3 separate regions of the Mus musculus genome follow, and all the other regions are linked to region 1. A link is a loop called in an ENCODE intact Hi-C map of the cell type or tissue named here. Cell type or tissue: gastrocnemius. All regions are shown on one strand. Each heading gives the region's core, and the rest is flanking DNA. Links, peaks and the distances in the headings are about the cores only.

Region 1 (10,923 bases), core at 1,650-9,649:
CCTGTCTCGGAAAAAAAAAAAAAAGCTTCATCTGGCTGGCAACAGCCTCGTTCCTTCCAGCTGCAAGGTCAACGAGGCCACTCCTACCTGTCCCAGGCCTCCCTCTAAGCGGGAGCTCATGGACTTGGGAGGTCACTGGACCTCTTTATCTGTTCTCCTTTGCAGTGTGGACTGTTGAATAATCTGCTTTTCCTCATCCCTTGTGTCTTAGTCAGGGTTTCATTGCTGTGAACAGACACCATGACCACTGCAACTCTTATAAAGGACGACATTTAATTGGGGCTGGCTTACAGTTCAGAGGTGCAGTCCATTATCATCGTAGTGGAGAAGCGTGGCTACACAGAGGCAGCAAAAGTGAACTGGCTTGACTGCTTCTCGAGGGTTGTTCCTATTTGTCTTAGTTAGGGTGTCATTGCTATTAGCAGACACCATGACCAAGACAACTCTTACAAGGATATTTAATTGGGGCTGGCTTACAGGTTCAGAGGTTCAGTCTATTGTTATTAAGGCAGGAACATGGCAGCATCCAGGCAGGCATAGTGCAGGAGGAGCTGAGAGTTCTACATCTTCATCTGAAGGCTGCTAGCAGAAGACTGACTTTCAGGCAGCTAGGATGAAGGTCTTAAAGCTCACACCAACAGTGACATGCCTACTCCAACAAGGCCACCCCTCATAATAGTGCCACTCCCTGGGCCAAGCATATACAAACCACCACAGTGTTCAAACCACCACTGCTTGTTTCTGTAATTGGCATGTCAGGGTGGGACGTTGGACTTAGCTTTTTGGTCCACAGGTGCCCAAGCTCTGGCCTTGGCAATTCTGGTTATGTTCTGGGTGAATACACATTTGAGAGGGAACTCTTCCATGTGGACAGGAACACCGAGAAAAAGCACCATCTGCCCTTGGAGCCCTGTTTCTGAGTTGCTAATCCTTGCATTTTCCAGACACATAGCCATGCCCTGTTGAGGTAAGCCGGCAGCATAAGACCCACTTTGGCCTTTCTGAACTGGATGGAACAAGGCATGACCAGTCAGATGTCCTATTTTGGATATGGCTAGAGATCTTGAGTGCAGAGGTGAGGAAGGCTGGCCTAGCCGTCACTCAGCCTGTCACTCAGTTTGAGCTTGTGGCCGCAGCTGATACACAGCTGCATCCTGTGTGGCCTGAGTAAGCAGATGGGGTGAGAGTTGGCCTGTCAGCCCAGATGCAGCTCTACTGTAAAGCGTTCCAGAGGGTTGCTGAGAGAAGAGAGAGGGAGAAATCTGCTTTTGGCACATTTGTCTGATCTAGGAGGGACATCTAGTCTGGACTAAATAAATTCTGGATTTGTGGGGAGAGTAATACATTCTTTCCCTCTAAGTTTTTAGGATTGCTTACGTTTCTAAGTCCCTGACATCTTAGGAATGGAAGCTAAGTTTAATAAAGACATGCCTGGAGTCTAGAGCTAGAACCTTCTGGTTTGAGTCTGCTGCTACTGGGTCAATGCCACCCTCACAATGTGCTTCTTCAGAGGCTGCTAGCCTGAGCTGGCTGGTGTATCCCAAGTGTTAGCTCTGCTGTGTGCTGGCCTTTCTGTAGAAGGAAGGATTGGGAGGCCCCATGGTGGCCCTGCTGTTAAGGTCTAGATTCTAGCTCTCCTTACCCTCACAGCTGGCATGCACAGGAGTCTCAGGCTAACAGGGCCCCTCCTTCACTGATGCCAGCCAGGAACCAGAGAGAGCTTAAATGTCAGGCGGTGCTTGTGGTACAGCACCTCCCCACTCCTCTAAAGAAAGAAGGGCCCCTTACTCAGCCATGTTGGCCCTCACTGTCCTCAAAGCCCCCACCACATTGCTGTCTGTCTGTCTGTGCGACTATGGCATTAAGGCTTCTTTACTAAATCTCCCCCCCCCCCCAAAAGACAGTCCTTCTTAGTGTCACTCCAGTCACTTGAGTTTGGGGTTTACCCCTAACCTTTTGTCTGAGAAGGAAGTGACCAAACCCTGCCTGAGAGGATGGGCTGGTGATGACCCCCATATGGGGCTGGCTTCTTACTACACAGGACCCTGTTGATGTTTTAGCTGTGCTGGGATGATGTAAGGGATTTGTCAGCTACTGTGTGGCCAGAATCAGGCTGAGGTCTCTGTGTCTGGCCCCATACTTAGCATATTGAAGCTTCATCCAAATCGCCATGTGTATCAAGACCTTCCCTCCTGTTTTGTGGCTGAGTACTTTCTATCCAATTAAAGAGACATGCCACGTTGTAGTTAGCTGTTCATCAGTTGATGGATATTTGGGCCACTTTTTGTTATTGTTAGCGTTAATGTTAGTATGTGAGTTGTCAGCAGGCCTACGTGTCTCTTGTTTGTGGATTCCCAGGAGTAGAATTTCTGGGAAAATGGTGAGTCTCCCTTAAGCAGTGAGACTGGTTTCCTACACAAAGCATGTCACTTCACATGCCTACCAAAAGCGTGTGAAGGCTACGATTCCCCACATCCTGGGCAACACTCAGTGTCTTAGGGATTTACTGTTGGGAACAGACACCATGACTCTTATATAGGAAAACATTTCATCGGGACTCCAGAAGTTTAGACCATTATCATCACAGCAGGAAGCATGGCGGCGTGCAGGCAGACATGGTGCAGGAGAGGGAGCTGAGAGTTCTACATCTTGATCCTCAGGGAGCAGCAGGAAACTGTGTCCACACTGACTGTAGCCTGAGCTTCTGAGACCTCAAAGCCCACCCTCACAGTGACACACTTGCTCCAGCAAGGTCACACCTATTCCAACAAGGCCACATATCCTAATAAGAGTGCCACTCCCTATGGGCCAAGTATTCAAACACGTGAGTCTATGGGGCCATTCCTATTCAAACCACTTAAAGTAACCTGACACTTATTATTCAGACACTTAAAGTAACCTGACTTTTTTTATATTTACATTTTTATGCCATTTTTGTGGTCAAACCAAACCAGCCAGGCATGCTTATTTCTTTAAAGATGTATGTGTATGGGCGCTTTGCCTGCATGCGTATGTCTGTGCACCACATATGGGCCTTGTGCTTGTGGGGGCCATAAGAGGGCATTGGATCTTCCCTGGAACTAGAATTATAGACAAGTGTGAGACTCTGGGGGGGGGGGGTACTAGGAATGGAACCTGGGTGCTCTGGAAGAGCAGCCTGCGCTTTTGACCTCAGGGCCCTCTGGCCAGCCCCCAGGGATGTGCATCCTGATTCATGGCTCATGGGTTATCTCTGTGCAGACCTAAGAAGCTCTGCTTGCTTTAGGGGTTGGCTGTGAACTTGGAGCCCAGGGATGACTCAGTCTCTGGGAAATACAGCCAGTCTGCACACCCTTGCTGTCCAGCTGGGCCAGTGGACGTCGAGGTATTTTTTTTCTCTGTGAGCTTGTATGTTCATTCCCTCTGTCCCCATTGCTCCCCAGGGACCTGGAGGCCAGAGCACAGAACGAGTTCTTCCGGGCTTTCTTCAGGCTGCCGAGGGAGGAGAAGCTGCACGCTGTGGCAGACTGTTCCCTCTGGACGCCCTTCAGTCGCTGCCACACAGCCGGACGGATATTCTCCTCTGACAGCTACATCTGCTTTGCCAGCAGAGAGGATGGCTGCTGTAATGTTGTGCTTCCCCTGAGAGAGGTAGACTTAACACCTTTCACCCATGCTTGCCTGCTTTGTGCTCCTGAAGCACCCTTTGCAATTTGTACCCAAGTGTTTGAGTCTGTTTTATGTTGCTCAAACACAAAACACTCAAGGCCAGATAAACTTATAAAGAAAAGAGGGTTAGCTCATTAAAAAAAAAATGATGCTATGTTTTGTTTGGGCTTAGATCTGATCGAGGCCTTATCCAAAAAATGGTGATGTAGTAGCTGGAGATATCACATGGTAAAACAGAGAGCAAAGGCCTATCCTGTTGCTGTTCCAAGTGACCTACTTTCTGACAACTGACTGAGGTCTCCTGAGAACTGTATTAGTCCTTTCTGGGGGAAATGTTCCCAGAGGCCCAACCACAGCAACCCCACCTCTAATTACCCCACCTCCTCTTATCACAGCTTCACAGGGACCATGCTCCTCACCAGTGAGCCTCTGGGGTCCCGTGGAAATCATATCCAAACCGCAGCCTCTGCTGCTGCCGCTGCCCTGTCAGGGCGGAGGAAGGGTGGCCACATACCAGGACTTTATTCTAAAGATGGCCCCCTGGTTCTCTGAGGAGCAGAACCTGAGTTGCTCATTCCTGGGGTGGCTGTGGCTCTTCTGGTGTTGCTTTAACAGCCCAGAGTTTGCCTACAAGGGCTGGGTAAAGAGAGCATTCCAACCTCCTCCTCACTGGTGAAGCCGCTCTTCAAGAGTGTGCCGGGAATGAGAGCTCTCCCCTTTCACCCACCCCCACCCCCACCTGAGAGAGAAGCAATCTATAAAAAGTGCCACCTGCAGAAACCAAATGGCCACTTCCTCGGCTTACTAGAACTTCAGCTTAAAAATGTAAAGTTAAGTATCTTACTGTAAAATATCATAATTCAGGGCTGGAGAGATGGCTTAGAGATTAAGAACACTGACTGCTCTTCCAGAGGTCCTGAGTTCAATTCCCAGCAACCACATGGTGGCTCACAACCATCTGTAATGGGATCTGATGCCCTCTTCTGGTGTGTCTGAAGACAGCTACAGTGCTGGAGTCTGGCTGCTTAATTATTTAGAAGGTTCACCTCCCCCCCCCCTCGTGATCTCTGATCTCCATGTTGTTATTATGCAATTAACATGCTCTTTTTATAAACAGTCAACTAAGAAAGCCATGTCAGGTGTGGTCCCAGCTCTTGGGGGGCAGGAGCAGGCAGATTTCTATGAGTTCAAGGCCAGCCTGGTCCACACAGTGAGTTCCAGACCATCCAGAGCTACATAGCTAAACCCTGTCTTCAAAAAGAAAAATAAGAGCTCTCCAGAACACACATCACGTAATTCATCCCCTTAGCCACTGCTAGGTGTGCATTTCAGTGGCACCAAGCATGTTCACTCTGTTACATAACCATCCCCACTATCATCTCCGGGATGTCCATCTTCCCAACTTGAGACTCTGTCCCACTTAGAGACTAAAGCCCTCAGTGCAGTCATTCAGCACTCCTACTTGTTTGTGCTCCCAGCTGCTGAGCCACCTTTCCAGCCCTGGTATTTATCTTTTTTATGAGTGACTTATTCCAGGTAGCCCAGCTGTCCCAGGCTTCATCTATGATGTAGTTTCTTTTTGGGGGGCAGATTGCTACTTTGTGATCTGTTTGCCAAGCCACTCAACCTGTGCACAGAGCCTTGGGCTGCTGCCCCCTTGTGGCACTGACAGGTAACACTGCCCAGCCCACTTTCCTGCCTTTGCATGGAGTTCTTCCTGGATATGTCTGAGGGCATGATCACACACCTGCCAGGCTCCTGTCTTGTACTTTGTGTGTCATCTCTGTTCCAGGTAGTGAGCATTGAGAAGATGGAAGACACGAGCCTGCTGCCCAACCCCATCATCGTGAGCATCCGCAGCAAGATGGCCTTCCAGTTCATTGAGCTCAAGGACAGAGAGAACTTGGTGGAGGGCCTGCTGCTGAGACTGAAGCAGGTCCACGCCAACCACCCTGTGCACTATGAGACCTCGCCAAGTGATGATGACATGGTAGGAGCCTTTACAGGGACAGCATTCTGTGACTCTTCTTGTGACCTCCGGGAGGGCCATAGTCTCCAAAGGGAGTGCTTGGAAAGACAGGCCATGTGTGTGTGTGTGTGTGTGTGTGTGTGTGTGTATAGGGGGAGACGGCTGGGCCGTGCATTAGTGTGATGTCACATCTGAAGGCTCTGGTGTTCTGAGTTGGGGGATGCCTGGATCAGAAGGGTCCATGGGGTTACCTGCACCTTGGAGAGTTGACGCTCCACATACTGCCTGGGTTGGAGAAGTTGATATGACACCCCTCCCCCTCCAGTTAGAGGAGCAGTGGGACACCCCTCCCCGTGGGGACACTTGTCATATTCTTGAAGCGCAGGTATCCCCTTTTCAAGGTTGCTGGGGCTGATGCTCAGGGAGGCTATAATCTGTTAAGAGGGAGAGTTTCGCATCCTAAGACTAGAGAGATACAAGAATGTACTTGGGTTTGCTGGTCCATCATTAGCCGTGATTTCCATTAGGAAACATCTTTTCATCTTTAAATTTCCGTGCGTGTGTTATGAGCATATATGTATAAATGTATGTGGACATATGGTGGAGATAGGAATCATCCTGATCATTGAGGCAGGCTCTCTCAGTCAGACTCAGAGTGTGCTACACGGCTACTGTCCCTAGCCAGCTTGCCCTGGGATCCCGTCTCTGTCACAGGTACCTGACAGTAACAGCGGGCTCTAGGTTTAACTGACACGCGGTGCTCTCTGTGCCTCCTCTCTTGGACTTGTAGGCTTCACCTGTGTTTTACTCAGCAAGCATCTGCACTGACAAGTTTGGGGATCTTGAGATGGTGGCTTCTCAAAGTAGCGAAGAGAGAGAGGAGAAGCGCCCCCTGCCACACCCCGAGCCCCTGACTGCCGTCTTCCAGCAGTCTGGCAGCCAGAGCCCCGACTCCCGCCTGGTGAGTGAGATGCCTGTGAGCAGCAGCTCTGGGGAGTAGCGTGTGTGCGCTCTGGGTGGCCATCGCTTCTTTTGTCCTAGGCACCAAGTGAAGGGCAGTGGGGAGCTGGCTCCTCGAGTGCGGAGTGCGGCGTGCAGCCTGCCCAGAGGATGGTGCTGCCCCTATAGGTTTCCGGGTGTGCAACGAGTCTGTTACTAGCCAGGCCTTCTGTGTATGCCTTTCACACGGGTTTTTCTTTGCTCCTCACTGAACCTGAAGTTTGCATTTTGGTCAGACTGGCAGAATCCTGGGATCCACCTGTCTCTACCTGCTCCCTATCCCTGAACCCCAACACTGAAATTACTGCATTTTCACCTGGGTTCTGGAGATTCAAACTCAAGTATTCATGTTTGTACCGCAAGCCCTCCTTACCCACAGACCCATTTCCCCAGGCCCTGTTGCTTAATTAATTATTAAGCTTTTTAAAAAGGATTTTATTTATTTATTATTATAAGTAAGTACACTGTAGCTGTCTTCAGATGCTGTCTTTAGACACATAAGAAGAGGGCATCAGATCTCATTACAGGTGGTTGTGAGCCACCATGTGGTTGCTGGGAATTAAACTCAGAACCTTCGGAAGAGCAGTCAGTGCTCTTACCTGCTGAGCCATCTTGCCAGCCCCTGTTGCTTAATTTATAATAGGGAGGTAGGAGTCATGTATAGTTGGTGAATAGACTAGAACGGGACCCTCGCTGGCAGGCAGGCAGGCAGGCAGGCAGCCAGCCAGCCAGCCAGCCACAGGCCCAGGTGGTAGCTCCAAGAACAACTAGCTACTTCCTAGCTACCAGCCTTTTAAATCTAAACCGAGTCTTCTTAATTGCTGTACACACTATGTTCAGCCATTCCTTGTCCGAATGACCAAAATGTAGGTTTATGAATATGTTACTCACATTATTGGACAGTAATGATTACAAATAGTAGCTAATATTTTATAAAAGGCCTGATACTCCTGACATATGAACAGTTTTAAAGGACTTTTAGAAAAATAAATGTCCCCCTCATTTCTGATAATGAGAATGCGCTTTGCAGAGGTGGCTCAGTGGTTCAAAGCACTTGTGTCTTTTGCAGAGACCCAACCAGGTGGTTCATAACTTCCCCTAACTACAGTCCCAGGGAATCTACACCCCTTCTGACTCCTGCAAACACATTTATATAAAAGACATTTTCTTTTTAAAAAAAATTGAAAATATTTTTTTCCAGGTTTCAGTTTTCCCCCCTTCTGTCAGGAAGCTCAGGGCATGCTGGGTGCCTGTTACAGTCTGCAGACATTGGAGTCGAGTGGTGTTTTAGTAGTTGGCTTTGTGTCAGTGCCCCAAAGAGGCATTGCCCAAATTCCCCATTGCATCTGTGTCTCCCATTCAGTCTGAGCTGCCTCTGTACTTGGTGACATGTTCCTGTTATGAACTGTGCACTGTGTTCACACAGACGCCTCTGCAGGGCTCCTTGGGGCTCTGTGTTATTTGTCCTGGATTCTTTATGCCTGGCAGCGGCTCATACGTGTTGTGTGTGTGAACACTGTTATCACTGCTCTTCCTGTTGGTCCCTGATAAACTGAGACATTCTTTATACTGTTACTGATTATGGCTTCTTGTCACCTTAACAAACACCTCCATTTCCAGTCCCGGGAACAGATAAAAATCAGTCTGTGGAACGACCACTTTGTAGAGTACGGCAGGACCGTGTGCATGTTCCGCACTGAAAAGATCCGGAAGCTGGTGGCCATGGGGATCCCCGAGTCGTTACGTGGAAGGCTGTGGCTGCTTTTCTCAGGTAGGTTTTGGTGTGTTCAAACTTTTTGTAGTCTTTGGAATAGATTCTGGAATGGCCTTCCTGTGAGCAGCATGTCAGGATTGTTTCTGTAAACCACCATCATGGAGTTGGGAGCCCCTGGTTAGCTGCGGTCCCCCTCAGGAAGTATGAGGTCCAGAGCAGTGACCTTCTCCTTATCAGTGGCTTCATGAATTAGATGTGGTGGCGTGTGCCTGTACTCTCAGTGCTGGAGATGCTGGGATAGGTAGGATTGAAAGTTCCTAGCCAAGCTGGGGTATGTAACAGGACCAGTCTTACCCCTTCATTCACAAATGATAAACAAAACTGTAAGCCTGCTCCTGGTGCTGAGACGTTCACCTGTGATCCCAGCATTTGGGAAGTAGAGACAGGAGGATCAGAAGTTAAAGGCTAGCCTCAGATATATGAGTTCAAGGCAGCCTGGGCTACAGGGGCTGGAGAGATGGCTCAGTGGTTAAGAGCACTGACTGCTTGTCCAAGGGATCCTGAGTTCAATTCCCAGCAACCACATGGTGGCTCACAACCACCTGTAATGAGATCTGATGCCCTCTTCTGGTGTGTCTGAAGACAGCTACAGCATATTCATACACACACACACACACACACACACACACACACACACATAAAAATCTTTAAAAAAAAAATGAAACCACCTGGACATAAAGTGTCTTTATTGGATTTGAGCCCAGATAGGGACAACACAGAAAAACTGTATTTGCTGACCGGTGCTGTGTAGTGTTGAACTGAATTTCTCAGTGCAGTTTCTGTTGTCCCTTCCTCCACTGGAAATGTGGTACCCAGTGAGGTGAGATTGTAGATGCTGTCTGATTACTTTTCAAATACCACTTGGGTCCTCAGAGGAGGCCTGATGAGGCCTCAGTCGGATGGTAGTCCTCTCTCTATGGCTGCTGGGTACATGACCACACCTCCCCTGACCTGGCCACACCTCTTCTGACATGGCCACACTCCTAATCTTTCCTTACCAGTTCACCAACTAGGCACTCAAATACATGAGCCTATAGGGGCCATTCTCATTTGAACCACTACACTCAGACTAGACCCTTCCCCAGACTTTCCTCATAGCCATCCTTGCTAGTGACCGCACTATCTCTCCCATTATCTATCCCCCTATATTCTCCTTTCTCCCTCTTGCATCAATTTGGTTCTGCCTGTCTCCTGTCCAAGATTCCCGCCCATTCATCTTAATGCACTGCAGTAACTGTACAGCCGCTGCCTAGGCCAGCCTTGGCCATGTTCCTTCAAGCTCCTCCTACTAATGTCTGGCCCATCACTGGGCAGGCACCCTCCCTCTTGCTTCCCAGGGTATAATAGTAACTTATTCACCTGCTCTAATTGTCTCTCCATGGTTTCCTGCCTCAATCTGCTAACCTAGGCCCAGCCCTGAAAGCTTCTAGCCTCCGTACAATTTTATCTAGGCCTAGAAGGTTTTCAGCCTCTGAGACTTGCTGCTGAATAAGCTCACCCTTTCTAGCTCTTTCTAAACTCTGGCTGGCTGGTCTACTCAGCTGCTCTGGCTCACACTCCTCTCCACACGGATTCAGTCTGGTTTCTCTTGGCTTCTCTTGAATTGCTCTGCTTGGCCTCATACTAACTTTGGCAACCTGTTTAATCTGCTGGCTCCTCCTCATTCCCTGGCTCGCTCTGTCTATACTTGTGTCTGGCTTGGTCTCTCTTCATCCTGCCTCTGTACCACTGTCCTGATGGAACTGCCGCCTCCTCCTCCTGCTCTCTCTCTTAAGTAGCCTCTCTTTTCTCTCTTCTCCTGAGAGTTGGGCAGATCCTGTTCTGTCAAATCTCTCTCTGTCTCATCACTTTGTCTCTCACTTTTAAACATGGCTGCTTCCTTTCATAAACTAACTTTACATTCACTGTTTGGGATTAAAAGTGTGTACCCAAGGGATCAAAGGTCTGGACCTAAGCTTTTCTGTACCTGAAACTTGCTCTATTTCAGGCTGGCCTTGAATTTAGAGATGTGCTTGCCTCTGACAGCTGGGATTAAAGCGGTGTCTGTATTCCAGGCAGATCACGCAGACCTAGAAAGGTCTTTGCATGTGATCTCTTGTCAGAGCAGCCATGTTCTGAATTAAAATTTCTCTGTACCGGTGTCTTCAGCAGCTACCTGTCACACACACACACCATGGTGGGCCCCCTTAAAAAATCTTCTTGGGTAGAGCTGTTTTGTTTCACATGGTATACAGGGATGGATAGGGCCATCAGCTCATGAGGGACTGTCTGCTGGTGCTAGTGTTTGCTCTGCTGGCAGGAGGGTAACCATAGTGTTCAAGCAGCTGTCAGCCACCAGCACATACAGGTGAGAAGCGTCTTGTGACGTGATTGTCCCTCTGCTGTGGGATCACAGTTGCTCGATGCAGAGGGGAGTTGAGGCACAGGGCTGTTTTTACTGTACCTATTTAGGACTTAAAACCTTGCCTAACCTTTGTGAGAATGCTATCTAATTCTGTTCTCTCTCCCCTTGGGAGCTCACCGTGTGTGTTCT
Region 2 (10,923 bases), core at 1,711-9,710, 110 kb before region 1:
ATACCCCAGATTTGTATGAAGGCAGAGCTATGGGAGGGCAGTCCATGGGAGGGCAAGACATGGTTTGTCCTGGCAGGGCCTGCAGGATGGGGGGACAGCAGACCTGGACACTTCTGTGTAGGTCTGGGTCTCTCTCCACCACATGATACAGGGGACGGCTGTCAAGCAGTTAACAACCCACACAGAATGCCATTTTGCAATTTAAAAAATGCTGAAAATCTTATAATCTGCTATCAGAATAAATGTAACAATTACTAATCAAGTTGTAGATGTATAGCTCAGTGGTAGGACGCTTGCCGAGAAGGAATGAGGTCCCCTGGGTTCCATCCTCTGTCGACAGAAATTAAATTAATAAGATTTTACTTTGTTGCCACTTTTCTATTTATATATATTTTTAATTTAAAAACACTTATCCTGTGTGGGTAATGAACGGCACACATGTGGGGGTCAGAGGGCAGCTTTCAAGAAGGTTTCTTCTACTATGTGGGTCACGGGGATCAAAGCTGTCATCAGTCTTGGTGGCATCCTTACCCACTGATCCCACTTCCTAGGCTCCCCCTTCATACTTTGAAGCCAATAAAAACTTCTCAGCCCTGCAAATACGTTTGAGAATCTCTGTAAGATCCAGGATTGCTCTCAGTTCTGAGTCTGCGTCTTTCCTGGAGCCCAGGGCTCCTGAAACCTCGGCTGCTCCATTGTGATCATTTCCTCCGCCAAAGAGCCCCAGTTGAAATCAATCCAGGGATGGTATCTGATGAGCAGCTCTGATAAAGGGTCAGGTAGGAACCCGAGCCGCCTTGGGGACAGCCTACGAATCTCTAAGCAGACACACATTCTCCATTAGAGGCCCTGGAGGAGGCCAACTTCAGCAAAAAAAATCATTAAAAGATGCTGATTCTGCACTCGTCTCTGGTCTGCTGTGCTGGGTTGCTGGGGGAAGCAGGCACGTATAGTTTTCCTCTAAAACAGAACGGAGCAGTAGGCGTGGGACGGTAAGACAACCCCACGCTTAACCTTGAACTGGCCATGAAACATACCATCTAAGACTTTCAAGAGACAGGAAGGAAGGAGCGTCTGAGTGACGGCAGCTGTCTCAAGGTTGCCAAGTGGGATAGGCGTTCAGGGCTTCTTAGGGGTAAATCAGAGTGCAGGGGCCTGGGGCTGAGTGTTACATTCTCCCCAGAAGATTTAACCAATCCCCTGATGTGGGTTTGATAAGTCTGTCTGTCTCTGTCCCTCTGTGTGTTTGTGTGTATTTGTTCGTGTGTACATACATCTCTGTGTGCATGTACCTGTATACTTGTTCATTTGTATGTAGATAGGTATGTGTGTGTGTGTGTGTGTGTGTGTGTGTAGGTCAGTAGTCCAGGGCAAGCATCCTCCTCACTCTTGGCCTTATTGTTTTGAAACTTTTACTATTTTATATGTATGGGTATCTTGCCTGCACATATGTCTGTGTACCATGTATGTGCTTGGGACTGGAAGAAGTCAGAAGGAGGTACCAAAGCCCTTTGAACTGGAGTTAGAATCAGTTGTGAGCTGTCATGTGGGTGCTGGGAACTGAACCCATGTCTTCTGGAAGAGCACCCAGTGATCTTAACTGCTGAGCCATCTCCTTAGCTTTTCCCACATTGTTTTGTTTTTTGGAGACAGCATCTCTGACTACCCCCAAGGCTCATCAGTTTGGCTAGATTGTCTCTCCAGGGAACTTCAGGGGTCTCCTATCTCAGCTTCCCCAGTGCTGAGATTACAGTTGCCGGATGCCCAGTCCGGCTAGGGTGCTCCTGATCTGAACTCAGCCCCTCATGCTGGAACAAGACTTTACCATAAGCCGCCTCTCCAGCACTTGAGTTTGAGAATTTTAACACACTAGGCAGCACTGTGTGTCTAGGCATCTTCCTATGTCTAGCCCCAAGTGGGCTAGGTTTGAACATCTCCTGTAAGGAGGCCCCAGCTGCCGTGGGGAATGGCAAAGGGGTCTAGGCACACAGTGAAAGAACCAGATGGAAGACTGAGAGCATTTTGAAGCCTGATTGAGGGGCTGAAAGAGAGCCCCCATCTGGGACAGCTGCAGTTACCTTCAGCGTTCCCTGACCACCAACTACACAGATGTAAACTGATCCATCTGGAAAGACAAACAGCATTTTAAAATTCAAAATAACGTTTACTTTACAATATTTTCATATTAATGTCAACTTATTTATTTTAATTATATAACTTATTTTTAATTTTAAAATGTATTTTATTTATACATTTACTTTATCTAATTATATATAAATATAAATGTAGTTTATTTAATTAAATTAAAATTAATTTCTTGTGTGTGGATGTTTTACCTTCATGGATGGATGTCTGTGTGCCATGTGCCTGGTGCCTGCTGTAGGCCAGAAGAGGGCGTCAGATATCCTCTTAATGTGAGTCCTCTGGAAGAACAGAAAGTGCTCTTAACCACTGGCCTACCTCTTGGGCCCTTTGAATTTATTTTTCAATTGGTGTAGGATCATTGTACATATCTGGGCTGAGGAGATAATTCAGCACAGAGGGCTTCCCTAATATGCACAAAGTACCACAAAATAGTGAAAAGAAAATTGTACTACTTTCGTGGTTCTTTGGGTAAGTTCACACACACACACACACACACACACACACACGCACACACACACACACGCACAATTTAATGATCAAATAATTTCTGTGTCCCAAAGAAGCATTCAGCAGTTCCGTGTATTAGGAGTCTCTAAATTCTTCGTAGCTTGACATTCAAAGTAACATTTGTATTTTGTCATTGTTGGCTGTCCGGTAACTGGATATGTAGAGCAGGCTGACCCAAGAGACACAGAGATCTGCCTGCCTTGGTCTCCTGAGCGCTGGACATGTGTTTGCCACCACACCTGGCCTGGGTATCCTTTCTAAAGGATGCGCTAACGCTGGTAACGTGCGTTTGAAATGTGCGTTTTTCCCTCCACAGTGGTGGAGCTCAGGCTGGAAAATTGAGCTGCTCTTCTTCTGGGTGTTTATTTGTCGGATTCACAGTCGAACCACCAGGTTTGGGAGGGGGGTGGGCTATGGGCAGTTTCACATCACTAAAGATTCTTGCTATTATTAAACAGAAGAAGTGCGCGCGTGCATGTGTGTGTGTGCCTGTGTGTGTGTGTGTGTGTGTGTGTGTGTGTGTGTGTGTGTGTGTGCACCTCTCCAGAAAGGACTCTTGCAGCAATGCGGGGGAACAGCCTTGAAAAAGGCTTTTTGCTCCATTTTTCTCCAGTCCTGGTCGGCGAGCCTTTGCTAAGGTAAACCAGGAGCATCCAGAGCAAGTCCCAAGCAGTGTAGCTTACAACATCTTCCTTTTTATGCAGGACCCCTTAGGCAACAGGTCTCAGTTCCCCTCTGTCACCACAGACCTGCTGAGTGACTTTGGCGAGCCAGTAGCTACTCTGCGGATGTGGGAAGAAAATCTCTTCTGACATGTCCAGTGTGTTCCGTGCCAGACATGCAGTGTGAGGGCAGGCTTGATGGGACGGCGGATGCTCCCTTGAGTGGGCGGTAACTTCTTGCCAGGAAAGCCCCCATCTGGAAAACACCCCATGTTTCCAACCTTCCGTGAGATCTGAGTGCTCTTTCTCTCTCCTACTTCTCAGAGTATACAAGGAGCTGAGGGAACTGAGGCCCGAGTGCGGAAGTAAAGTCGCCCCACACAGGAACTGGGGCCCAGGGCTCCTTAGTTACCACACAGAATACTCCTCCTTTGTAGGTCCTTTGTCCCTTGATTGTGCACTTGCTGAGAGAAGAGCCGTCAGCACTGAAGGAAACACAGAGCTGGGCCAGAGCCAGAACTTTCAAGGTTTTCAGATGGCATCAGATGGGAAAAGCAAGAGGCTCAGGATGCGTGGGACATGGTTGCTATGTCCATGATTCTTGATGAAACCCCCGGAATGGCAGCCAGGAAGGGTAACCAGAACACAGGCCTGTCCCCAGCACCTGCATGGGTGTGCAGTCAGATGGCACAGTTATAGGACATCGAGGAAAGCAATTTTCCTGTCCCATAAATCCGGGGACAAGTAGGATTCTGGCAGGTATAGGGAGCATAAAGGGCTGAGGGTGGCACAAGCGAACATAGCTCTGAGGAACAGATATACGAAGGTGATAAAGCAAGGGCCTGGGAAGGTGTGCGCAAGACTCTGCCTCCCAGTGTGATCTGAGCACAGAACATGGATCCCAGAAAGTTGTGGGCATGGACAGAGCCGAGCAAGGTGTAGCCTCATTGCTATTTAGGGTGAGAGGTCCAAGCTCTGCCATCTAGGTCGGAGGCTCAAGTAAGCCATGATGAGAGCCACACTGTAAATGATGGTTGAGAGAGGAGAAGGTTGAGATATTGAGTAGGAGAAAAGGACTGGAAAGATGGCACAGTGCCTTAAGTCATGTACTAGCCATGCAGAGGACCTGAGTTCAGTTCCCAGCACCCACACAACTGCCTGCAACTCCAGGGCATCCCATACCTTCCTCTGGAATTCTGAGGCTCCTCAACTTACGCATACCCAGCCCTAGACACATATGCACATAATTAAAAATAAGATAAATCTTTCCAAAAGTCGGGGTAAACAAGTCAGAGGTTAACTGGGTGTCAGTGACGTGATGGAGCATGAAACGCTGAGGTGTAGAGTGAGGTGCTGCTTCTGTGAGGATCTTGGGGTCCAGGAGCAACACTGCCAACAGCCCTGCCAGAATGTCATTTATGAGATGGTCAGGACGAAAAGGCTCCCACGTGCTACTCACTGATTCCAGACAGAATTCAGAACACCTGTCCCAGGAGAATCGGAAATGTCCTTGGCTCTCAATCTAGCCTGTGTCTGGCTCGCCAGCAACATGCTAGGGAAAGTTGAACCTAGAGTATTTTGTGAGGTGGGGGAAGTTTTTGTTTTTCCCTTACATTTTGGCCTATCCTAATGTTAGGGTTTGGGGATCTATTTGGATGACAAAAAAAAAAAAAAAAAAAAAAAGACATTTAGTGACAACCATGGGATACATCTAGATGTTGTTGCTAATTACACATTATCCAGAGGGTGGGTGAAGCCTGACAGTTTGGTCTAACATGATTAAGCAGTGGTTTAAGCTTGTCAGGTGTGGTGGCTCACTCCTGTAATCCCAGCACTTACAAGGCAGATGCAGGCAACCAGGAAGGAGTTCAAGGTCGGCCATAGCTATGGAGCAAGTCTGAGCGTGGTCCCAGTGCCACAACATAAAACAAAACTCTTCATATAGTCAGCCTTCATGTATCCAGTGGGTTTGTGGGGTAACTGCTTTTCTTCTTCCTCTTTGTTAGGCCACTTTGTTATTTCTTTGTTCTTAACATACACAGGGGCCAGGACAAGCAAGATTGGAGAAAGTCAGTTCTGGATACAAGTACTCACTGGCAACAAAATGTAAGAATGGGGATGACCTGGGATAAGGCTTTTGCATGCTCTTCTGCCTGGGAGTTGCTCTGACCTTCGGGTTATCATCAGAGCAGGTGTCATGTGTGCCGTATCTGGTCCCCTGTATCCCATCTCTATCTCATCAGATACTCTTGATCTTTTCCTCTGGGAGCTAACAATATACAAATCAGACCAGAGAGACAGATAGTCCAGGCTGAAAAGATTCTAAGGTTTTCTAACCCACCCAAAGATAACTACTATATAACACTAATACCTCAAGCAAAATGAGGTATTCAACTTCCCTTTCCAGACCTTGGGGATCTTAGACAGCAAGCTCTTTCACTAAAGGGCTGTAAATGCCTGAGGAGAGATGTCTGCAAGAGATAGACATGAAGATGTGCCATATGGCTGGTCCTTTCTCCACCTCTGCAGAGATCAGTTTTGGTCATAATTAAAATTACTAATTCCCTGATGGAATTAGTAGCATCAGGACATTCCAATTTAGATGCAAATCACAGAATACCCTTGACCTCAGCCATCTTGTCTCTTTATTTAGGCAATTTTCTGTGTTTTCATTCCTTCTTTCAAAGAACATGATTGGGCTATCACATGCTGGATGACACAGAATGCCTGCTGCTAAGGGGAAAGGTCTCCTCTGGCACCTGTGAAGCTGGCAGCAGCAACAGTTGCTCTTGCTTTTGCTTTTGTATTCCATTTCCCTGCTCAGTGTTCACCCTAGAGAGGCTGGTTAGAGCGTGCTTTGCCATGTCCTGCATATCTGTACGGAAGGCAGCCGCCACTACCCAATCACAGGGTCTAGCTTAAAAAAAAAAAAAAAAAACCCTGCACGGTGACCATAACCAGTAGATGTACCAGCATGGATGGGAGAGATCCCACAAGCCCCCACCCCTAGGTGAAGAGTGATAGTCCATCACTTAATGCATGCTAAAGGTGGGAGAGCCAGTTTTCTCCAGGGATGAGCCCCTGATAAGTTACCTAGTCCTAAGGAGTCGGTTCTAAACACAGAGATACCTCGGAGCCAGACTGAATGGATACGGTAAGTAATGAAGAGGTAACGAATTGTAGAGAGAATGGGGGCAGGGGCACAGGACTGGGTGAAGTGAAGTGGAAAGAAGAAGAAGTAGGAGTGAGGTAGATACAGTGCATTCGTGAATGAGTTTTGAAAAATATTGTAAATTAAAATGAGAAAGAGAAAATAAAAAGGGAAAGAGAATTAAGAGATAGGACCCTTCAGTGGGAGACGACTTTGGGGCATCGGACATCTGAGACAGGAGTAGTAGATAGTGCTACAGTCTAGGTATTTGTCCCTCCTAAACTCAGGTTGAAAACTTGATCCTCACATTGATATGTTACTCTGGGAAGTCCAGGATTATATGAGGTCATCAGCAAAGGGTCCCTGATGGAATTAGTAGCTTTATAAAAAGATACCAAAGCTAATATGCTTATCCTGTCTTGGCATGTGATGCCCTCTGCATGTTCTGATTCAGAATGAGGTCATCATCAGATGCTGAGCAGAGCTGGGTCAGAGCTGAAACAGTGCAGGGACAGTGCAGGACAGTGCAGAACAGTGCAGGACAGTTCTGTGACAGTGTGGGACAGTACAGCACAGTGCAGTACAGTGTGGGACAGTGCAGGACAGTACGGGACAGTGAAGGAACTGTGTAGGACAGTGCAGGGACAGTGCTGTGACAGTGCAGGACAATGCAGCACAGTGCAGTGACAATGCTGGACAGTGTAGGACAGTGCAAGGACAGTGCAGCACAGTGTAGGGACAGTGCTGCAGGACAGTGCAGGGACAGTGCAGTACAGTGTGGGACAGTGCAGGACAGTACGGGAAAATGAAGGAACTCTGCAGAACAGTGCAGGGACAGTGCTGGACAGTGCAGGGACAGTGCAGCACAGTGTAGGGACAGTACAGGACAGTGCAGGGACAGTGCAGGGACAGGTCTCCTGGACTGGGCAATTTCTGGAGGTGCGAGCCCAATGAATTTATGCTCTTTACAAGTTACCTAGCTTTGGGTATTTATTCTTTTTTTACAGCTATAGAAACAGGCGAAGGCAGAATTATTCTGCCTTCAGGTTTGTAAGCTAAAGCCTTAATATCCAAAGAAACTCCCCCCTGCCCCGACCCCCGCATGGAGTCTAACTTGTGCAAGACCATCCACTGCATCATGGTCAACCTACCAGGGGTCATATTCTAGAGTATCTGATTATGTAGAGAGGGTACAGGGGACCAGATATGGCACACAAGATACCTGCTCTGATGGTAACCCAGAAGTCAGAGCAACTCCCAGGCAGAAGAGCGTGGGAAAGCCTTACTACATAGCTATGTCTGACCTTGAGCTCCTTCCTAGTTGCCTGAATCTGTCTTGTAAGTGCTGGGATTACAGGAGTGAGCCACCACACCCCGCAAGCTTAAATCACTTCTAAATCATGTTAGACCAAACTGCCAGGCATTGCCCACCCTCTGGATAATGCGTAATTACCAACAACATCTAGATGTAACCCATGTTACATGTTCTAGAATATGGACTCTGGTAGGTTGACCATGATGCAGTGATGGTCCTGTACAAGTTAGATTCCATAGGGGGTTGGGAGAGAGAGAGAGAGAGAGAGAGAGAGAGAGAGAGAGAGAGAGAGAAAGAGAGAGAGAGATTGAGAGAATGCAATGTTGGGTGGGGTGGGGAAGTAGGGTGGATTTGAGAGGAATTAGAGGGGGGTTGAGAAGCAAATATAATAAAATACATGGTATGCATGTATTCTCAAAGAATATTATATTTAAAAAAATTAGAAAGGTCATTAGGTTAAATGGAACCCTAAAAGCATGCCCTTGTAAGAAGAGGAAGAGATACCAAGGACATGTATGAGGGACGTTCATGTGAGATAGAACATATGTGACACGTGTTAGTCAAGGAAAGAGGACTCATGAGAAATGCTTCTTACCGGTCCTTGATTGTGTCCTTCCAACCTGCAGGACTGTAAGGAGTTTGATATTTGTTGACTCACGCACCCTTTCCTTTGTTTCTTTACGGTAGCTTGAATGGTGACTTAGACTTGTACCTTGAACGTATAAGAAATTATTGCAACTCAGTAATAAGGAGGCAAGGCTGGGAGATGGTTCAGGCAATGTCTACATGGACACACATATGTGCATGCACACTTGTACACATGTGCACATGCAGTCACAACACATGTACATAACACATAGACGTGTCTGCATGTGCAGACACAAGGATCAATATCTTTTTTTATGAGAATATTTCAAATATGGTGGACCTCATTTTATCTTGTCCATTAGGTTACAGAACTTGAGAAAAATCTCAGATCGCTGAAATTGTTTGTTAGGTTTTCTTTTTCTGGTCTGTCTTCCATTTCCCTGTATAATGTATTCTGATGATGTCCACCTACCCCCTCTCCCCCTTGCCAGCAGGAGGCGCTCTTCCCAGCTATTCTGCTTTCCACAAGCCAGGGGTCAAGAGAAGTGCTGACCTTTGGGGTCCCGATCCATTGCTCATTTCCCGTGGTCGTAAGCAAGGCTGCCACACCTTTCTGCACGGGTTGTACCACACGGTATTGACCTTGAGAGAACCCACATTCAGAAGCATGTAACATATGTTTGAGATGGCATGCGCTTTTCACTGTGCAGCATGGGGCACTTTCCGAGGTTTCGCGGCCTAGAATTGTGCCCCCTTAAGATTCAGGTTTCGAAAGTCCCAGTGTACCTCAGCATATGACTGATTTTAGAGAGAGAACTTTTGAAGAGGTAATTAAAGTTGTGGTGGCTTGAACAAGAAATCTCTGCCATAGGCTTACATATTTGAATACCTGGTATCCAGTTCCTTTTGGAACCATAAGATCCAAGCCCTTCCTTCTGTAAGCTGTCTTGGTTCTGGTGTTTTATCACAGCCATAGAAACATAACACATACAGAGGTACAATGGGGAAAGTATTGGTCTCAACACTGAGATAAAAGAATCTATCCTCATCTTTGTACCCCCCCCCAATGTGTCTTAAATAACTATGTATGTTCTTTAAAAAAATTACAATTAGCAAAGTAGTACTCAGTTTTGTAAGGCACATTGCTATTTCTTGTACTTTTTACATGTATGTGTGTGTATCTGTGTATGCATGTATGTGTGTGTATCTGTGTGTGCATGTATGTGTGTGTATCTGTGTATGCACGTATGGGCATGCTCACATGGGTGCCTGCAGAGGCCAGAAGAGGGCAGTGCTATTCTGGGAGCTGGAGTTATAAGTGGCTGTGAATTGTCTGATGTAGATGCTGGGAACCAAGCTCCCATCTGCAAGAGCAACAAGCGCTCTTAACCATCGAGCCATCTCTTCTAATTCCAACGTACTGGTTTTTAAACTTTTGTCTTTGAAACAAGGCCTTGCTATGCATCCAAAGCTGGCTTCAAACTTGTGATCCTCCTGCCTCAGCATACCATGCTGGTCTCACACGTATGAGCCACCATTGCTTGCTCATCATTCTTCAGACTTTTAACAAAAAGTTAGAGCATCTTGTCCTAGGGCCTGTGCCCAGAGGCAAGCTGTTTTAATTTCTTTTGTCTGTTTCCCATTTCTACTTTTCTACTTGATTTTGGCTGAGAGGCAGGGAAACAATAATCTGTTCCCAAATGTTTTGCTTTTGTTATTAATTCTTAACTTTCAGTGTTCCAGGGTATGACATTGCTGACTTTTCGTCACACAATGTGTAGCTTTGCTTTGCATTATTTCCGTGATACTAAAGATTGAACTCAGAGCCGTGTTTTGAGCATCTACCACTGAGCTACACGCAGCAATGGGGCTTAGCTTTTCTCGGCTCCTTTGCTAACTACACAGCAATGCCTCTGCTCTGTCACTAAAGGATGTCATGATGTTTAGGCAAACACTAACATTCAATGCTCAGGGTTTTTGTTTGAATTACTACTGTTCTTTGACAAGCCAGATTTGCCTGTTATAACTCCAGTTCTTTTCCTTGGAGAGCTTTGTTTCTTTTGACATTCAAATTTTCTCATCTAAAGTTTTGGCTCTGTCTGTGACATCAACATAAATCCTTTATCCAGTTCTGCTTTAAGCTATCAAGTTCCTCCAGCCTCATCACTGACAATCTGATAACCTCTCCGGTCTGGAGGACACTGTTTCCCCTCTGGCTCTGAGAGTTTTTCCAATTCCACTTACACATAGTTCCCTGAGCCCCGCGGGGAGAGGTTCGATGAAGACATCCTAATGAGGACGGAGCCCTCCAAAGTCTCTCACTGTCTGCGAACTGTTTCATTGTGGAGTCTGTGTTATTTCCCACCTATTTTCAGAAGAAGCTTTTCTGGTGAGGACCGAGGGAGGCACTGGTCTGTGAGAATAGCAGTATATCATTAGGACTCATGTGATTGCTATCTTCCTTTAGCAGAATAATGGTATTCGGTTCTCCTCTAGGATCATGACCTATCTAGTCTTAGGTTATTAGACCCATGACCTATCTAGTCTTAGGTTAT
Region 3 (10,923 bases), core at 899-8,898, 130 kb before region 1:
TACTTCTTCTTTTCATGGTGCTCTTTAACTTGGTTCACATTCAGACAAAGTTCAATCAACATTAGAATAACAACAATTCCCAACCCACTTTGTGCCTGAATGGCTGATTTCAAGTCCCCATTCACAGATCAGATCGAACTTTGTTAAAGCTGGATTTTTTTTAAATTTGACTAATTGTTCTTTTTTCAAAATCCCTACTTCTTTGTGGTGAATTCTCCATTTACAGCCACAGCGTCTTTCTGACTTCCTTTAACTCCTCGCCTCTATTCTGTGGGCTTTCCTTGGTCTTTTGATGCTCGTTAGTTTGTTTTATGAGTGGGTACATGCATGCATAATTAATGTATGCCAGGAGGCAGAGGACACCCTGCAGGGCTCACTTCACTCCTTCTACTACGTGGGCCCAGGGTTTGAACTCAGGTCCTTGGGTTTTGGCTGCAAGCACCTTTACTAGATGAGCCATTGGAGGTTTTTGTAATAATTCTCTAGAATCCTTATCGGGCAGGTGGGCACTCCGTTTTTTCCTTATCTTACAAGAAAGTAATTGAAATTGTTGTGTCTCTTATGTGTGTGTGTACATTTATTGTGTCCCTACCTTGAGATTTGTGTGTCTGGTGGGCTGAGATTTCTACCATCCTTTGCGGATGGCTTTCTTTTGAAGATGTGACTTTGGGTATCAGCTTGTTACACAATGTTGGTGTTATATAACCGGAGTGATTATTATAGTATCATCTCCCTGTAGCTTTGTGATTAGTGACATTGCAAACTGCAATGAATCTGGGAAAGCCCACTGCCTTTGTGACCAATGCAACTGTCAGGATAGACTAGCTAGCTGTCCAGGCAGCTATGGCATAAACAGGAAAGTGTACCAGGGTAATCCTCAGAGACTATTTTTTACAATACAAACTGCCCCTACTCGGTCGGGTAAGAGCTTCCTAGTCCCAAGCAGCGTGGGACTAAGAAGCTGTGTCAGGAGCCACAGCGCCCCCTTGTGGGTGACCTCATACCTACCGCTGAAAGCAGTGTGTGCTCAGACAAGGTACAACATGCTCCTTGACTAGCAGCCAGAATCATAGTGTTCCTATATATTGCTTTGGTGGCTTTGGTGGGAGAAGTAAGACGTTAGCATCCCCACAGCTTAGACCTCCTTTGGCTGTGCACTGTCAGGGCAGCCGAGGTGCTTGTGCATTCATTATGATGGGTGGGAGCTGTATGGGTGGTCGCCATCAGTCCTGGTACAGTGTGAGACACATTCAGCTTGTCTGCACCCTGATCTCAGAGGACAACCTCCCTGGTCTTCCAGTTCTTCAGGGTGACACCTTCCATGTCCCTCCATGGTTGCAACAACTGTAGCCTGCAGTGCAGAACACCAGTGAGTTTATCAGAATAACTTTGCTGGACAAGTTGGGTTCTCAGGACAGCTGTAGAGTTTGCTGGGACTCATGCTCCCTTAGGGAAAGACACCTTGGCACCTTAGCACTGGCTGTGGATGGGGAGAGCTTCTCTCTCTCTCTCTCTCTCTCTCTCTCTCTCTCTTTCTCGATCTAACAAGCTCCTAGTCTTTCCCTGATTTCTGGGGTCCTCCCACAGCCACTGGGCTTAAAATGTAATAATACACTTGCTCTCTGGGTGGTGTCTTGTGAGAGCGGGTGTAGCCAAGATTCACCTTGAACGTCTCTCCTCTTACCTCTAGCTCCTAAGTGCAGGGATCACGGCAGGCTACATTACACCAAGTTTAGGCAGTGCTGAGGATTGAACCCAGGGCTTAGTGTATCTAGGGAAGCACTCTAGCAACTGAGTTACCACCCTAGCCCTGTTCCTTTTCTGTTTTCCAGAGGGCTCAGCACCTGCAGCCATCTTGAAAGTCTCCTATGTCACACTGAAACAGTATCTCCTTAAAGGTCGGAGGTAGAAAACAGATGAGTTGCAAGTGCTGGAGGTAGAGCGATAGGCCTGACCAACCCTAAAGGCTTCACATAAGGGGACATCCTAGTGACAGAGCAAGGCTGTGCCCTGTGGCTTCGGGGCTGTGTCCACACATGTGATAAGTTCCCAGGCAACTATGCATACACTGTGACTTGGCCGGTTTCCTAGTTGTGACTGTATGCTGCGCTTCTAGAAGGCATTAGTTAACCACTGAGGAAAAGCAGGTGAAAATAGCCCTCACATTATCCCCTAACTTTCATGGAAATTTGGGATTATTTGAAAATAAACATTAAAACAGTCTGGGGCTGGAGAGATGGCTCAGTGGTTAAGAGCACTGACTGCTCTTCTAGAGGTCCTGAGTTCACTTCCCAGCAACCACATGGTAGCTCACAACCATCTGTAATGGGATCTGATGCCCTCTTCTAGTGTTTCTGAAGAGAGTGACAGTATACTCAAATACATTAAATAAATAAATAAATGTTTTTAAAAAACCTGGAAACATTACTCCTCCTTCTAGAGCAATGCTAACTAGAAACAGTAAAATAAACACATATATTAGTATTATATGAATATTTGGGTATGTTTGTTGTCGAGGAAGACAATCAAAATAAAGCGGCCCTGCCGTGGGCCACTTGAATCCAGGCTGCAGGCCATTGTTAGTCAGGTCTGGCACATCCACAGCTGAACTTATGAACTGGGCCAAACCACAGTTTCCTGAAACATTGTTTCCCAACCTCTGCCGACCTTCTGAATTACAGGGCTCTTCCCCAAACCACCCGGAGACTGTGCACACCCGGCCCTTACTTACCACTGGCTTTACTGTTGCCACACGGGTCATTATTTCTATAGTAGGTGAATTAGGTAATTAGCAACCCTACCCCATGCAGTTTAAACCTGTAAATACAGTTCCCATTGTATAAAACCACAGATCTCTCTCCTCTCTCTCCTCTCTCTCCTCTCTCTCTCTCTCCCTCAATCTCTCGCTCTCTCTCTGTCTGTTTTTTGCCTACATGCCAGCCTGTGCACCGCGTGTCTGGTCCCTGCAGAGGCCAGAAGGGAGTGTGGATCCCCCCTGGAACTGGAGTTACAGATGTCAGATAAATGTTAAACCACTAAGTGGGCGCTGGGAATCAACCTCAGATTCTTAGCAAGTAGCCAGGGTTCTTAACCTCGGAACCACCTTTCCGGTGCTGAGATGTGCATACTTGTGCTTGCGCAGTTAGAGATCAAAATCCAAGAGAGATAGCAGACAGGGATACTTCTGCGTGTGCTTGGCTTCTTTTCCCAAGAAAAGTTTGTAGTTGTAGCGGGAAGAGAGAACACTTTGAAGGTGCGTTGAGAAAGGACTTTCCCCTAAGGGCTCCAGCCCCATGCAGGGCAAGGGCATCTTCTTCAGTGTGAACTTCATTTTCCTGAAAAAGTTGCATCTGTGTTGAAGATTCTACAGACTGACTCGAACCTCATGGCTATGGGACTATTAATTGTAGGTAGTCAAAATTATCTCAGGCTGCTAGGCAGTGGTGGCGCGCACCTTTAATCCCAGCACTTGGGAGGCAGAGACAGGTGGATTTCTGAGTTCAAGGCCAGTCTGGTCTTCAGAGTAAGTTCCACGACAGCCAGAGCTATACAGAGAAACCCTGCCTCAAAAAACAAAAAATGAAAAAAAAAATTATCTCAGGCTATCTTTTGTTCCTAAAATAGCTGTTTATCATCCCCTGGTGTGTCTGACCTAACAAACTCCTCACTTTCACAGGACACATTTGCAGTGTCTTGCTAAGCTCGTGTGTCCCTAGGAACCAAAGACGTGGCAATACCAGTTAACACCTGAAACTTAGCTCCAGGGTTTCTCCACTCTGTCTTAAGCTGCCTATCTGAAATGCACACCAAAGTGTTTTCTTTTGATTTGGTTTTGAAGTTTTGGAGATTGAATCCAGGGCGATGAGCATGCTAGGTGGTGTTCTACCATTGAGCCTCACATGAAGTAATGCATTGTTCAATGTGCTGCTTGTGTCTGCCTTCTGTTCAGGGCAGTCTGAACCCATATTCTTAAATTATGAACCCTCAAATTTGGTTCAAAATAGACTACTTTTTCTTTTTTGAGACAGGGTCTCATTTTGTGGCCCAGGGTAGCCTCTTACTTGCTAACACTATTCTATGTTCCACCATACCCAGCTTTAAATGATCTCTTATTTGATTTGGAGCAAGAGTTATGTTTGTTTGTTTGCTTGTTTGTTTTGGGTTTTTCAAGACAGGGTTTCTCTGTGTAGCCCAGACTGCCCTAGAACTCACTCTGTAGACCAGGCTGGCCTCGAACTCAGAAATCTGCCTGCCTCTGCTCCCCAGTGCTGGGATTAAAGGTGTGCGCCACCACTGCCTGGCTGACTTGAGTTTGTTTTAATACCAACATTTATGGCTGTTTTCTTGGTAAAACTGTCCTGACTGGCGGTGAGATGGAGTCTCATTGTTGCTTGTATTTCTCTGGTAGCTAAAGATATTGAACATTTCTCTGTGTTTCATGTAATGGCCATCTGTGTTCTTTTAGAAATCATTTTATTTTTTCATGTAGTGATTGATTGGGCTATTTGTTCTTGGGATGTTTAATTTTTTTTTCATTCGCTGCATATTCTGGCTACTAATCCCCCACTTGAGCCCTTCTGTGGGGTGACTCCTCCCTCTGCTCCTGCTCCCTTTGGTGGGCGGAGCCTTTTCTTTCCCTAAGATCCATTAGCAGCTGATGCTGTTGTTTCTCCAGGTGTCAGAATGCCGGACAGAAGATTGTCTCTCAGGAGACGTTTTTTCATCCCCTGGCCTTCGATGGATTTGAATCTGTCTTTATACAGGGGTAAATTAGGGATTTAGTCTCATTCTTGCTCTGATGGACATCGCGCCCCTCCCTGCCCCCGAATCATTTCTTCACGTGTTCTGAGCACTGTTGCTGCGAATCTGATGACCACAGCTCTCTGTTTCTAGATCCCCCACTCTATTCATGGATCTGCATGATCAATACATTCCAAGACTGCTTCTGTGATCAATACATTCTCAAGATTGCTTCCGTCCAAACCCATCACCCAATAAGGCCTGTTTTGCATCCACTCCCCCACCCCCAGCCTGCTAATCACAGAAACTTAAAGTTTTACAGAAGAAAAACTCAATAAGATCTATGCCAATCCTTAGGAGGGAACTAAGGTTTACTGGTTTTTTGTTTGTTTGTTTCGTTTTGGTTTTTCGAGACAGGGTTTCTCTGTGTAGTCCTGGCTGTCCTGGAACTCACGCTGTAGACCAGGCTGGCCTCGAACTCAGAAATCTGCCTGCCTCTGCCTCCCGTGTGCTGGGATTAAAGGCGTGCGCCACCACGCCCGGCTGGTTTACTGGGTTTTTGTTTTGATTTGATTTATTTATTATTATATGTAAGTACACTCTAGCTGTCTTCAGACACACCAGAAGAGGGCATCAGATCTCATTACAGATGGTTGTGAGCCACCATGTGGTTGCTGGAATTTGAACTCGGGACTTTGGAAGAGCAGTTGGTGCTCTTAACCGCTGAGCCATCTCTCCAACCCAGGTTTACTGGGTTTTTAACAAAGTTATATCACATCAGAGCCAGGCAGTGATGGCATATACCTTTAATTACAGCACTTGGAGGGCAGAGGCAGAGGCAGAGGCAGAGGCAGAGGCAGAGGCAGAGGCAGAGGCAGAGGCAGAGGCAGAGGCAGAGGCAGAGGCAGAGGCAGAGGCAGAGGCAGAGGCAGAGAATCTCTGAGGATAACCCGGTCTTTATAGCAAGTTCCAGGACAGCCAGGGCTACACATAGAAACCCTGTCTCAACAAACAAGGAATCACCTGAGTTGCTCTTTGGAGAAAACACCCTAAGATTATTATATCATAGTGGAGGGGGCCCAGGTAGGTTAGGGTTGGTGTTTCCAAGGTCTGTGCATGTTCTTACCACTAGATGGCAGTCGAAATTGGTCCAATGTCACCAACCTATTCTTAAATTGGGCAAAATCATCAACTTCCATTGATAGCTGTATGGCCACTACCAACACACAGAGCCGACCCCACACCCTCTCCCAGCACCCACACCGTCCCCTGCAGGCTGAGAACACAAATCCAGGACGTAGGAAAAGCTTTTGAATAAAATTCAGTCCCTCCTGACCCGATTCCTTAAACCTTTAGGAATACAAAATATAACCATGACAATGTTAAGTGTCTCAGGTGAGAATCAGGAATGGACAATGCATGTGCTCTCATGGGCATGTCCCCTCAGGCTTCTCTTCCTTCCTAACTCCCTTCCTTCTAAGAACCATCTTTCCCAGGATGTACCTCACATAAAATTCTACTTTTTTATTTGACAATTATCCCCAAATTGAAGTCAAAAGTGAACATCTTTTTAGGGTTAAACCTTCCTGGGATATTTCATCTGGGCTGAGAATTTATCAGGCAGAGACAAAGTATTAAATTGCTTTATCTTAACCAAATAGGGAACTTCGTCCCTTGCTCCATTGCCACCAGAAAGAAGAAATCCTTTTACAGATATTACTTACTATAACAACTATTAAAGATGAATTTAAGTAGGCTGTAATCCCAGCTACTAGAAATGCCGAGTCAGGAGTATGAGTTTGAGTTTGAATTATATTTGTATGTGACAGGAAAATCCTATCTCTGGGGTCAGTTTCTCCTCTTCTGCTCTCTTGGGCTGTAGCCTGAGGTGGAAGCCTTGTTTTCTGAGTAATATTGTCAGATGGGTGGGGGAAGTTTGGTGAGGTCAACATGCAAGGATCAGAGCTTCCTCCTGGAGCTGAAGGCTCCTTCTTGACTCTCTGTGTTGTTTTTCCATCTGCCTTGAATAGGACAAGCCTTCTCTGGAATGAGGGGTTTGTGACCTACTGTCACACAAGGTGGATCAGGGTGGCGTTTATTTGTGGCTGGTGTCTCAGTTAGGGTTCCTATTGCTGTGATGAAAGACCATGATCAAAGCAACTTGAGGAGGTAAGGGTTTATTTGACTTACACTTCCACATCACTGCTCATCACTGAAGGAAGTTCGGACAGGAGCTCAAATATGCAGGAACCTGGAGACAGGAGCTGATGCAGATGCCAAGGAGGGGTGCTGCTTACTGGCTTGCTCAGCCTGCTTTGTTATAGAACCAAGGGTGACCAGCCTAGGGGTGGCCCCACCCACAATGGGCTTGGCCCTCCCCCTTCAATCACTAATTAAGAAAATGCTCTGCAGGCTTGTGAACAGCCCCATCTTACAAGGCATTCTCTCAGTTGATTCTCTGCCACGCACTCTGGTCGAGTCAGCTTGACAGGCCGAGAGGCCTGGAAGCCACTCACGAGGCAGAGAGTTTCACGAAAACTCACCTCCTGGAGTCTGGCGTTCTCTCTAACCCATACATTAATATTCCATTCCCACGTTAGTCTGGCGTATGGATCCACGTGCTCTCTTTTAGTATTATCCTATTATAAGTGCCTTTTAAGATTGAATTCTGACATAGCTAAAGCCTTCCACCAGTGTTCCAACAGTCCTAGAAAGTCCTTGAGCAGACTATGGGCTTGGAATTCAGTAAGAATGTTGCTATTCAGTGATATTCAGAATTGCCTCTGGTATTACACTATCACTTTGAATAAAAACTAAGTCACTGCCCTACACAGGAATTTACCATCATCTAGGAAGAAGGAAGTTTGAGACCTAAAGAGGAACCAGAATAGATACTTAGAACTATAGCTGAGTTACACCCATACACACGTATTTACAATGGCCTAAGGGAAAGGTGGACTATACAATAGACTAAAATAGGAACTATGGCAAGGGCACGAAGCCCTTGACCCTGGCTTCTAAGATTAAGTGAATCTTAGGTGGAGCTCTTGTTGATCCCAGTTGTTAACAATGAATTCTATCCCAGGTGGTTCCTGTTAGACCTTCTGTGTTTGCATTCCTCTGTTTTATGTAAGAATCCAGTAACCTCTTTGTACCTTATGGGTATGTCACCCAACTTCCTTATTTTCTTCTGTATAAAAAGTTTGATGCTCGATTTGACATTACATTCAGATTCTACACAACCTCTCCTGTGTGCATCTGTCTGTCATTCCATCCAACGCTTTGCCCACCTGCGACTAGAGACCTGTTCCACGCAGACAAAGGGATCCAGAGGGTCTGTGGCAATTCTCCCTCCTCTCAGATGACTCTAGCTTGTGTCCAGTTGATGTAAACAAGCCAGCACAACGGGCTAGTGAGCTCCTACACAGAGAGGTGAGGCAGGGTGGTGTTTCTGGGTTCTATAACTACCTTCGTTTTTGTCTCTCTCTGTAGCCCAGGCTGGTGTCAAACTTGGAATCCTCTAGCCTCTGCCTTTGAGAAGTACTGGGATTGCAGGTGTGCATGGTCTTGCCCACATTTATGATGGCCTCTGGTGAAGAGGATTCTAGTTTCTATGGCTTGTGGTAAGTGGGGAGCAAGGGAGGACAGGACAGATCTCGCTTCTGAATCCACTCTGGCCTCTCTCAAAAATGCTCAGCACATTAAAGCCACATACTCCAGGACCATCCTTTCCTGAACAACACACCTAGAATGAAGAGCTGTCTGTGAAGTTTCTGTGAGAAAGGAGAAGCACCTGGGAGGACTTCTCCCCATCTCTCCAGGCAGAGCGTCTCCTCTGTAGAAGGCAAGTGCCTCCCACAGATCAGAACTCCGGTGTGTTCCCTCCCCTCCTCATCTCTTCTCTTAGGAGATGAAGCACGTGATACCCCCACCCCCACCCCCACCTCCATCATCACCTTTGAAGTTTTCTCCTACATGAGCTGGATCACCACTTATATAATGATCACATAGCAAAAATAAGTTTTTCTGTAAGTCTTTGAGGCTGTTAAATACCTTGCACCCGAGTTCTTCAGAACAGCCCAGCGGTTGAAAGGCAGAGTTCCAAGGGACACTTTCCAGCGGGCAGCACTTTTTTTTTCCCACTCAGACTGCGTTCCTTCCCTCTCACCCTCCTGAAGGAGAGAAGAACGATCATCAATGGCAAGAGGCAGCTGCAATCATGCAGCACCTAGAGCCGGCTTCACGCTCAGGAGGGGACGCTACGTCTCGTCCTCGTGGTTTCAGGTGCTCTACACAGTCAGAGAAACTTCTCTAGTAACGAACTATAGAAATGATCCCTGAAAGTATAGTCTTGTGGGCAGCACTTTTAGGAACGGGAGGTACATTCGAGAAGAAGGGGCCAACAGCAAGCATTCAAGTTACCAGGAGTGTGTCATGAAGGAGACTGTGGGACCCTCGTTTCCTCGTATTCTCGTTCTTTCTTCCCAGCCATGGAGGAGGGATGGTAGTGTTCAGTGACACACTTCCTCCAATAAGGTCACACCTCCTAAAAGCGCCTCTTCTCATGGGCCAAGCGTATTCAAACCACCACAATGAGTATTTTACCTGTGTGTATGTCCATGTGCATGCACGGCCTATGGGAACCAGAAAAGGGTGTTTGGATCCCCTGCAACTGGAGTTACAGATGGTTGTGAGCTGCCATGTACGTATTGGGAATAAAACCCAGCCAGTTCTCTTAACAACTGCCAGCCATCTATATCTCCAACTCCCTCTTCTTGATTATCATAGCTTTTTGTTACGATGATAGAAAGCTAACTACTATAGGCAGTCACCAACATGAAGCCAGTTCTAGTGCCATGATCTTGAGTCTTCAGAACTAGGGACAAGCACACTCCCCTTCTAATAATGTACCCAGCCTCTCTCTGTCTCTCTCTTTGTATGTGTGCTTGTGTTTGTCTGTATCTGTGTACATGTCTGTCTGTATGATTAACAGGTTGGAGCAACCTCCACTCTGTAAAAGACTGAAGGTTCTGGGCTGACAAGATAGCTCAGCAGGTAAGGGCACGGACTGCTCTTCTGAAGGTCCTGGGTTCAAATCCCAGCAACCACATGGTGGCTCACAACCATCCATAATGAGATCTAACGCCCTCTTCTGGTGCATCTGAAGTCAGCTACTGTGTACTTATGTATAATAATAAATAAATCTTTGGGCTGGAGTGAGCAGGAACTGAGTGAGCAGAGTTGACCAGAGTGAAAAAAAAAATTCAGTTGTCAACAACCACATGAAGGCTCACAACCATCTGTACAGCCACAGTATGCTCACATACATAAAATTAATAAATAAATTTTAAAAAAGAATGTTATATATATAAAAAAAAAAGACAGAAAGTTCCCAGGAGCCTATGGACGAACAGTAGGGTTTGTATGACAGGAACAGAGACACCAGACAATGGAAAGAATGACTGATGAATATCAAAGTACTTCCGTTTTTGTTGTTGTTGTTTTGTTTTGTTTTTGTTGTTGTTATTGTTTTTTTGGTTTTTCGAGACAGCTCTTTTGTTTTTCTTGTTTGGTTGTTTTTTCATATTCTGATAATTTTTTTGGCCTTTTCTTTATCTCATTTTATTATACTACTATTCCTTGATCGCTATTTGTTTCCTAAGGAAAGACAGAAAGGGTGTGGCTCCAGACAAGGATGGGGTAGGGGGACTGGCAGGAATGGGGGAGGGGAAACCATAATCAGAATATATTGTATGAAAAACATCTATTTTCAATTAAAGAAAAAAATCAGTTTTTCAGAAAACTGGAGATTCCAGTTTACCTAAGTCAGCCTAATATGGAAGTCCTTTGCTTTACCCACCCCCTTAAAAAAAAAAAAAAAAAAAGCTGGGCAGTGGTGGCTCACACCTTTAATCCCAGCACTTGGGAGGCAGAGGCAGGCGGATCTCTGAGTTCGAGGCCAGCCTGGTCTACAGAGTGAGTTCCAGGACAGCCAGGGCTACACAGAGAAACCCTGTCTCAAAAAACAAACAAACAAACAAACAAAACAAACAAACAAACAAACAAACAAAAACAAAACAAAAAACAAAAAGAAAAAGAAAAGAGCCAAGGAAAAATCACAGGGAATACACATAGACACAGAGACACACATGTTCAGACATCCAGGAACACAGAGACACACAT

The links. Hi-C counts contacts between places; a loop is a spot of excess contacts. Peaks named below come from ENCODE experiments on the same cell type or tissue, not always from the same donor. Only the 100,000 strongest peaks of a DNase experiment are listed, where the experiment ranks them.
Region 2: it touches region 1 in a loop (7-fold over the local background); 30 of 42 quality-filtered maps call a loop at or near these places.
Region 3: it touches region 1 in a loop (5-fold over the local background); 29 of 42 quality-filtered maps call a loop at or near these places.

The regions. Positions count from the first base shown.
Region 1 is chr1:39,386,772-39,397,694 of GRCm38, reverse strand. Tbc1d8 (TBC1 domain family, member 8) reads left to right here. Exons shown (of 20, transcript NM_018775.4): 6 at 3,423-3,630; 7 at 5,441-5,638; 8 at 6,408-6,578; 9 at 8,237-8,387. Among named protein-coding and RNA genes, the nearest start is that of Rpl31, 24 kb to the right of the region's middle. In gastrocnemius, for the core only: a CTCF peak has its summit at 5,312 (motif pointing left); DNase peaks (open chromatin) are centred at 5,311, 6,633 and 7,326; H3K27ac peaks cover 2,160 bases.
Region 2 is chr1:39,495,929-39,506,851 of GRCm38, reverse strand. No RefSeq gene overlaps it. Among named protein-coding and RNA genes, the nearest start is that of Gm24826, 18 kb to the left of the region's middle. In gastrocnemius, for the core only: CTCF peaks have their summits at 2,375 (motif pointing right) and 8,856 (motif pointing right); DNase peaks (open chromatin) are centred at 2,388, 3,522 and 3,801.
Region 3 is chr1:39,517,703-39,528,625 of GRCm38, reverse strand. It overlaps Gm24826 (a small nucleolar RNA gene), which reads right to left and starts at 9,093; the gene lies at 8,879-9,093. In gastrocnemius, for the core only: CTCF peaks have their summits at 986 (motif pointing left) and 5,871 (motif pointing right); DNase peaks (open chromatin) are centred at 990, 2,060 and 5,888.